2 separate regions of the Homo sapiens genome follow, and region 1 is linked to region 2. A link is a contact called in ENCODE Hi-C or POLR2A ChIA-PET data. All regions are on one chromosome and are shown on one strand. The core of a region is the stretch at or near the end of the contact, and the rest is flanking DNA. Distances in the headings are between cores, read along the strand shown. Region 1 holds the start of TOMM40L (translocase of outer mitochondrial membrane 40 like). Region 2 holds the start of SLAMF7 (SLAM family member 7).

Region 1 (3,105 bases), core at 511-3,010, 490 kb after region 2:
CCTCCCAATGGAGGGCTCTGGCAGGAAAAGAGGTGAATAAGAGGCTTCTACCAGGGTAAAGGTTGAAGGCACCTGGTCATTTGATCACCTTATCAGTTCTAGGCAGTGATTAGCCAATATTGAGTCAGCAGGGGCAATAGCCCTGGCCCTTGTCTCACTCCTGTTGGGGGTGGGGGAGGGGGAGAGGTACATTCCCAGGTTCAAAGCATTTGGGTGAAATCAGTTAAATAGATATCAGAAGCTTTTGTATCTTTCACCCTTTTGCCCCCCAAGCATACTCGCTGAGTATGTGGAACATTCCTGAGGGTGACAGTGGAGGCGCAAAGCTGATGAGGGAGGTAGTGACCAGAGACCAAGAAATCTTTGTTTTTTAACTTTTGTTTTAAATTCAGAAGTATATGTGCAGGTTTTTTTGTTTGTTTTCCTGAGACGGAGTTTTGCTCTTGTTGCTCAGGCTGGAGCGTAATGGCATGATCTCGGCTCACTGCAACCTCCACCTCCCGGGTTCAAGGATTCTCCTGCCTCAGCATCCCAAGTAGCTGGGATTACAGACATGCGCCACCACGCCCGGGTAATTTTGTACTTTTAGTAGAGACGGGGTTTCCCCATGTTGGTCAGGCTGGTCTTGAACTCCCGACCTCAGGTGATCTGCCCGCCTCGGCCTCCCAAAGTGCTAGGATTACAGGCATCAGCCACCGCCCCTGGCCTATATATGCAAGTTTGTTACACACGTAAACTTGTGTCATGGGGATTTGTTGTACAGATTATTTCATCACCCAGGTATTAAGCCTAATATCCATTAGTTATTTTTCCTGATCTTCTCCCTCCTCCCACCCTTCACCCTCCAAGACCAAGAACTCTTACTCCATTTTCAATTATTCCCCTGTGGAGCGCTTAGTGCTTGAGGTCAGCCCTTTGGCTTGTCCCTGGTCCTGGGATGGAGTGCCTTTGGGGGCCAGGCTCCATATTCCTAGATTTTATTTGCCAACTCTGCCTTGGGACTCAGGGAAGGAAGGGTTAAATACAGAAAGCAGCTGTTTCAGCGAATAGTTCTGCTAGAACTTACTCCTCTGCGCCAAACTCTCACACCCGTTTCCATTCCACCAAGTGGTCAAGAGCGGGGACTTCGAGAGATGTAGACCTCCAGAAGAGAAGGGTGGGTCCCTGTTCTAGGGAGTGCTGCGCTTAATGAGTAGTACTCATTTGGAGGTGTGCTGTGGAGGGCTGTGAGGAGGATTTCCCATGGGTTCTTTGGAGAGAAGGGAGCGATAGAAATGAACCAGGGTTCCAAAGAAGTCTTCATAATCGTTCTTTCTGCCACCCTTCACACTATGCCAGTCTACAAGCTGTAGTTCCACTTTTCTCATGGATGAAACTACATGGGTGGAAGGAGCTTCAGTGGCCCAAGCTACAAGATGCTCCCTCTAGTGTCTTGTACGCTCACAAGTTTTTTTCCGACCTTGGAGAGGCCTAGTGATCTAAAGCCTTCCACTTAAGTCTAAGGGGCCACCAATCAAGTCCTGCCCGCCTCTGCAGCTCCAGGGTTGAAGCTCTTGGGCCGTCAGACCTGCCACTCATTTTCTTCCTCCCTTCCCATTGGCCCATGGTAAATAGCGAGGCTTTTTTTTTTTTTTTTTTTTTTCATTGATTGGGCGGGGCCCAATCAGGGTTGGGTTGGGTCTTTGACAGCTTTCTTTGCCAGATTCAAAGATGGCGCTTACGGCCACGCTAAGAATGCAGCGTGAAGCTGCAGTTCTGCCATCACTCAAGATGGCTGCCCCCATCAAGATGACCGGGGTGTGCCGGGGGGAAAGGGGCAGCATGATGGTCTGAGATGGTAAGGGATACTGCACCATTGCGGGCCTGGTCTTGGGGCCTGGGAATGAAGAATAGAGAGGCTAGGGAGCTAGGTGAAGTCTGTGGTGGGGGCTAGGATCAGAGAAAGGGAGAGAGGACAAGGGTGACAAGTGGGGGTGAGAGATCAAAGATGGGGCGGGAGTGTGCCTAGGGTTGTCTCTCCATGAGTGCTCTCCTTCCCTACTCTTCCTGTTCCAGGTGTAGCGTCGGACCATGTGGAAGTTTCTGAGGCTGGGGAGCCGGATAATGGGGGGTGGGGCCCGTTGGGGGGTAAAGGGGCAATAGCGTCCTTTCACAGGCTAACCTCGGCTCTTCCCAGTCCTCTGGACTAAAATGGGGAACACATTGGGCCTGGCACCAATGGGGACTTTGCCCCGCCGGAGCCCCCGCCGAGAGGAACCCCTGCCCAACCCTGGGAGCTTCGATGAGCTGCACCGTCTATGCAAAGGTGAGAACTTGGCACTTGGGTGTCTCAGGATGAAGGGGCAGAGGAGTGGAGGGTCTTGAATGCCGGATGTCCGGCGATGGGAGCAGGAAAGGGGAGATCATAGCTGGGTCATGCAGCCTCAGGGAGGATCAGGTGCCCAAATGAAGTGGAGCATTTCATTGCAGGACTTGAAAGGAGGTTAATTCCTCCAAAGTGTTCCCTATGGGATTGAAAGGGGAGACTATCTTTTGGGGTAGGGGTTCTTTGTCTGTGCTTATTCCTTCCCTTCCCCTACCCCCTTCAGATGTATTCCCAGCACAGATGGAGGGAGTGAAGCTCGTTGTCAACAAGGTTCTGAGCAGCCATTTCCAGGTGCTCCCACTTCTCTGGCCCCTCCTTACTATTCCCCCTTTCCTGTCCCTGGATCATCTTCTCCTTTCCTTTGTACTCCAGCCCTAGCCAGTCTATGTGGGACAAATGAGGGAGGATGTGGGGTTCTCTTTACCTCCGTGCCTGTGGGACTTGTTGCTTTTAATCCGATGACCTTCTCTGTATATGTTGGAATATTTAGGATTCTTGAGAGGCCCTCTGGATGGGGAAAAGACTAAGGGTGGGATGAGGGATTGAAGTGGAGCAGGAATGCGCTTTTCTCCACTGAATCCTCTTTTCCTCAGGTGGCGCACACTATACACATGAGTGCCCTGGGCTTGCCGGGATATCACCTCCATGCGGCCTATGCAGGGGATTGGCAGCTCAGTCCCACTGAGGTGAGGGCTCCACACACCTGGGTCATCTCCCTAAAAACCAATCTGGGACCCAGG
Region 2 (2,738 bases), core at 239-2,738:
AAATGTAATGGATTGTCCTTCTCCTCTTGAGTGTTCTGAATTATGTTCAACAATTGAAGCAAAACTTATAATCTTACCGATATGGTTCTCAATGAATATAGACAATATATTTAAGACAAGTATAAAGATAGACTAATAAAGAAACCTAATATAGGTAAGTTTTCTATACCTAGTTCAACTGGTAAAATGTCAACACTGATAGGTAGATCAAAAGTTATGTATGTAAAATGCAATATGTACAGCAACCAGTAAAAAAACTCTTCAAAAAGATACATTATAGATAAATCAAAATGGAATTATAAAAAATATTCCAGTAACACACAGGATGGCCAGGAAAGTGAAACAGAGGAACAAAATAAACAAACAAAAGCCCAGAAGAACAAAGAGAAAATAATAACATGGCAAACTTAAGCTCTGATATATAAATAATTACATTATGTAAGTCAGTTAAATAGAATAGATAGCTCCAGAATATACCCACACAAGTATAAGTGCTGATTTTTGATAAAGATACAAAAGTAATTCAATGTAGGAAAGATCATCTTTTCCATCACATGGTAGTAGAACAATTGAACACCCACAGGCAGAAGAAAAAAAAACACGCACATTGTAATCATACTTCTGAAAACCAAAGGCAAACAAAAAACTTTTAAAACAGCTAGAGAAAAATGACACATTACCTATAGGGAAAACAATTTAAATGATGGCTGATTTCTCACTGGAAACCATGGAGGGGAGGAGTGTCATGACACTTTTCAAGTGTCGAAAGCAAAAAAAAACTGTCAACCATATTACCTGATATGGTTCTCAATGAATATAGACAATATATTTAGGTGAATCTCAACCTAAACTTCACACCTTACATTAAAACAGGATCATACATTTAAATGTAAAACATAAAACTATAAAACTTTCAGGAGAAAACCTTTGGACCCTAGTGTGGGTAGAAAAAAAACTGATAAGTTGAATTTCATCAAAATTAAAATTTTTGCTCTGCCAAAGACCCCGTTAAGAAGATGAAAAGACAGGCTACAGACCAAGAGAAAATATTTGTAAACCACATATCTGACAAATGACTCTTATACTTGGAACATATAAGGAATTGTCAAAGCTCAACAGTAAAAAAAATAAAGAATCTGATTATAAAATGGACAAAAGACATAAATAGACATTTCACCAAGGAGGATATGGATATATAGATGGCAAATAAGCACATGAAAAGATGTTCAACATTATTAGGCTTTAGGGAAATGCAAATTAAAGCCACAATGAGGTATCACTACAGCACCTATTAAAACAGCTAAAATATAAAATGGGAATATACCAAATGCTGATGAAGATGGGGAGCAAATAGATCTCTCATAGATTGCTGGTGGCAAGGTAAAATGCTCTATTCACTCTGAAAATAATTTAGCAATTACTCAATCTCACATGTCTGCGGCGTGACCCCTCCTGCTTCTTTAAATATCAGCTGGGGAAGAGGTCTGAGTAATACCTAAGAGGGAAGTGGCTTCATTTCAGTGGCTGACTTCCAGAGAGCAATATGGCTGGTTCCCCAACATGCCTCACCCTCATCTATATCCTTTGGCAGCTCACAGGTGAGTCCGGCCGGATTCTCTTCCACTCTCCTGTCTACCCCATCCTGAATAGTTCCAGGTTTCTTGTTCCACTCTGGGCCTCTGGCTCAACTCGGGAGGCTCTGTGTTCTCATCTAACATTTGCTTTTTATCAATCTCTGATCTCTGATTCTCAGGTCAGGAAGAGACTAGAGAGAGGGGGAAAAATGGCTCTGGGAACTGACTCCCCTGTTGACTGTCCCAGGGATGAAGGAGCTGAAAGAAGTGGTGCTGGGTATCAGAGACCATTTTTCTAATCCAGGTTCTGCCATGAGTTAGATAAGGAATGTTAAAGTTTTCCTGGGCCTCAGAAACTTTATCTTCTAGCCTTCTCTCCTTTTGAGGGCAACTTTAAGAACAAGATGATACTATACAGGTATGTATTTATTTACTTATAAATGTATTTATAAAATTGGTTATGCATAACAGTAATATAAATGGAAAGAATCACTTGAATTTTCTTTCCTTACTCAAGCAATGTAATCAGTCTCTACTTAGAGAACCAACTCATACCATAGGCACTTTATGTTTAATCCCATGGAGGACAGAGGACAGTTCTCCACCTGTCACTGGTATTCTAGTCTTTGAAGATTTTTCTATCCTAAGGGCTCTCAGAAAGGATCAGGAGCCCTATAAGTGAGAAATATCTCTTCTGTCATCAATCTCATGGAGTACTACCATGAGGTCCCCCTATAAGGACTTCACATAACTGCTTCATTATGTGTATCTGAGCCTGCCTGGAGTGATCTGCCCAAGACCACGCAGGCAGCTGGTGCCCCCAATATTTTCCCCTGCATCGCTAAGTGGTCAGCATCAGCAGACTCTTACCCACTTTGAATTCATCAGAAGTTTGTATTTTTGAGAGGTACCTGGGTCTAACCAGGTGGTTCTGGAATAGGCCCTCACTTTAAAAAAAAAAAACAAAAAAAAAACTCCCTGAACGGAAATGATGAGCAGAAATAGAACTTGAGGGAGATAAGGTGGAGGGGTTGGGGAAAATTATAGAGACTTTGAAAGCTACAGGTGTCCATCTGAAATCAGTCAGCGAAAGAGCACAAGTATGAAAAACTGCCATGCAGGTCCCCCTCTGCCCTCCTCCAGAGGCAGCCTGTGTAGTGTACC

Evidence for each region. A loop is a pair of places that touch in the nucleus more often than their neighbours do. ChIA-PET counts read pairs that join two places held with the same protein, here RNA polymerase II (POLR2A). Pooled maps may share reads with other maps.
Region 1: a pooled map shows a loop between it and region 2 (2.5-fold over the local background). The contact joins the promoter of TOMM40L here to the promoter of SLAMF7 in region 2. A Hi-C loop is called at or near these places in 2 of 50 pooled maps. POLR2A ChIA-PET finds 5 or more read pairs at or near these places in 3 of 52 experiments (AG04450, SK-N-SH and T-cell).

What each region holds. Positions count from the first base shown.
Region 1 is chr1:161,224,300-161,227,404 of GRCh38, forward strand. It overlaps TOMM40L (translocase of outer mitochondrial membrane 40 like), which reads left to right and starts at 1,761. Exons shown (of 10, transcript NM_032174.6): 1 at 1,761-1,837; 2 at 2,056-2,305; 3 at 2,589-2,656; 4 at 2,959-3,051. The coding sequence starts at 2,191. MIR5187 (microRNA 5187) reads left to right here and starts at 2,887; the gene lies at 2,887-2,962. RefSeq lists enhancers at 1,167-1,276, 1,737-1,806.
Region 2 is chr1:160,737,759-160,740,496 of GRCh38, forward strand. It overlaps SLAMF7 (SLAM family member 7), which reads left to right and starts at 1,489. Exons shown (of 7, transcript NM_021181.5): 1 at 1,489-1,598. The coding sequence starts at 1,544. It overlaps LOC124904440 (a long non-coding RNA gene), which reads right to left and starts at 1,401. Exons shown (of 2, transcript XR_007066687.1): 1 at 1,325-1,401.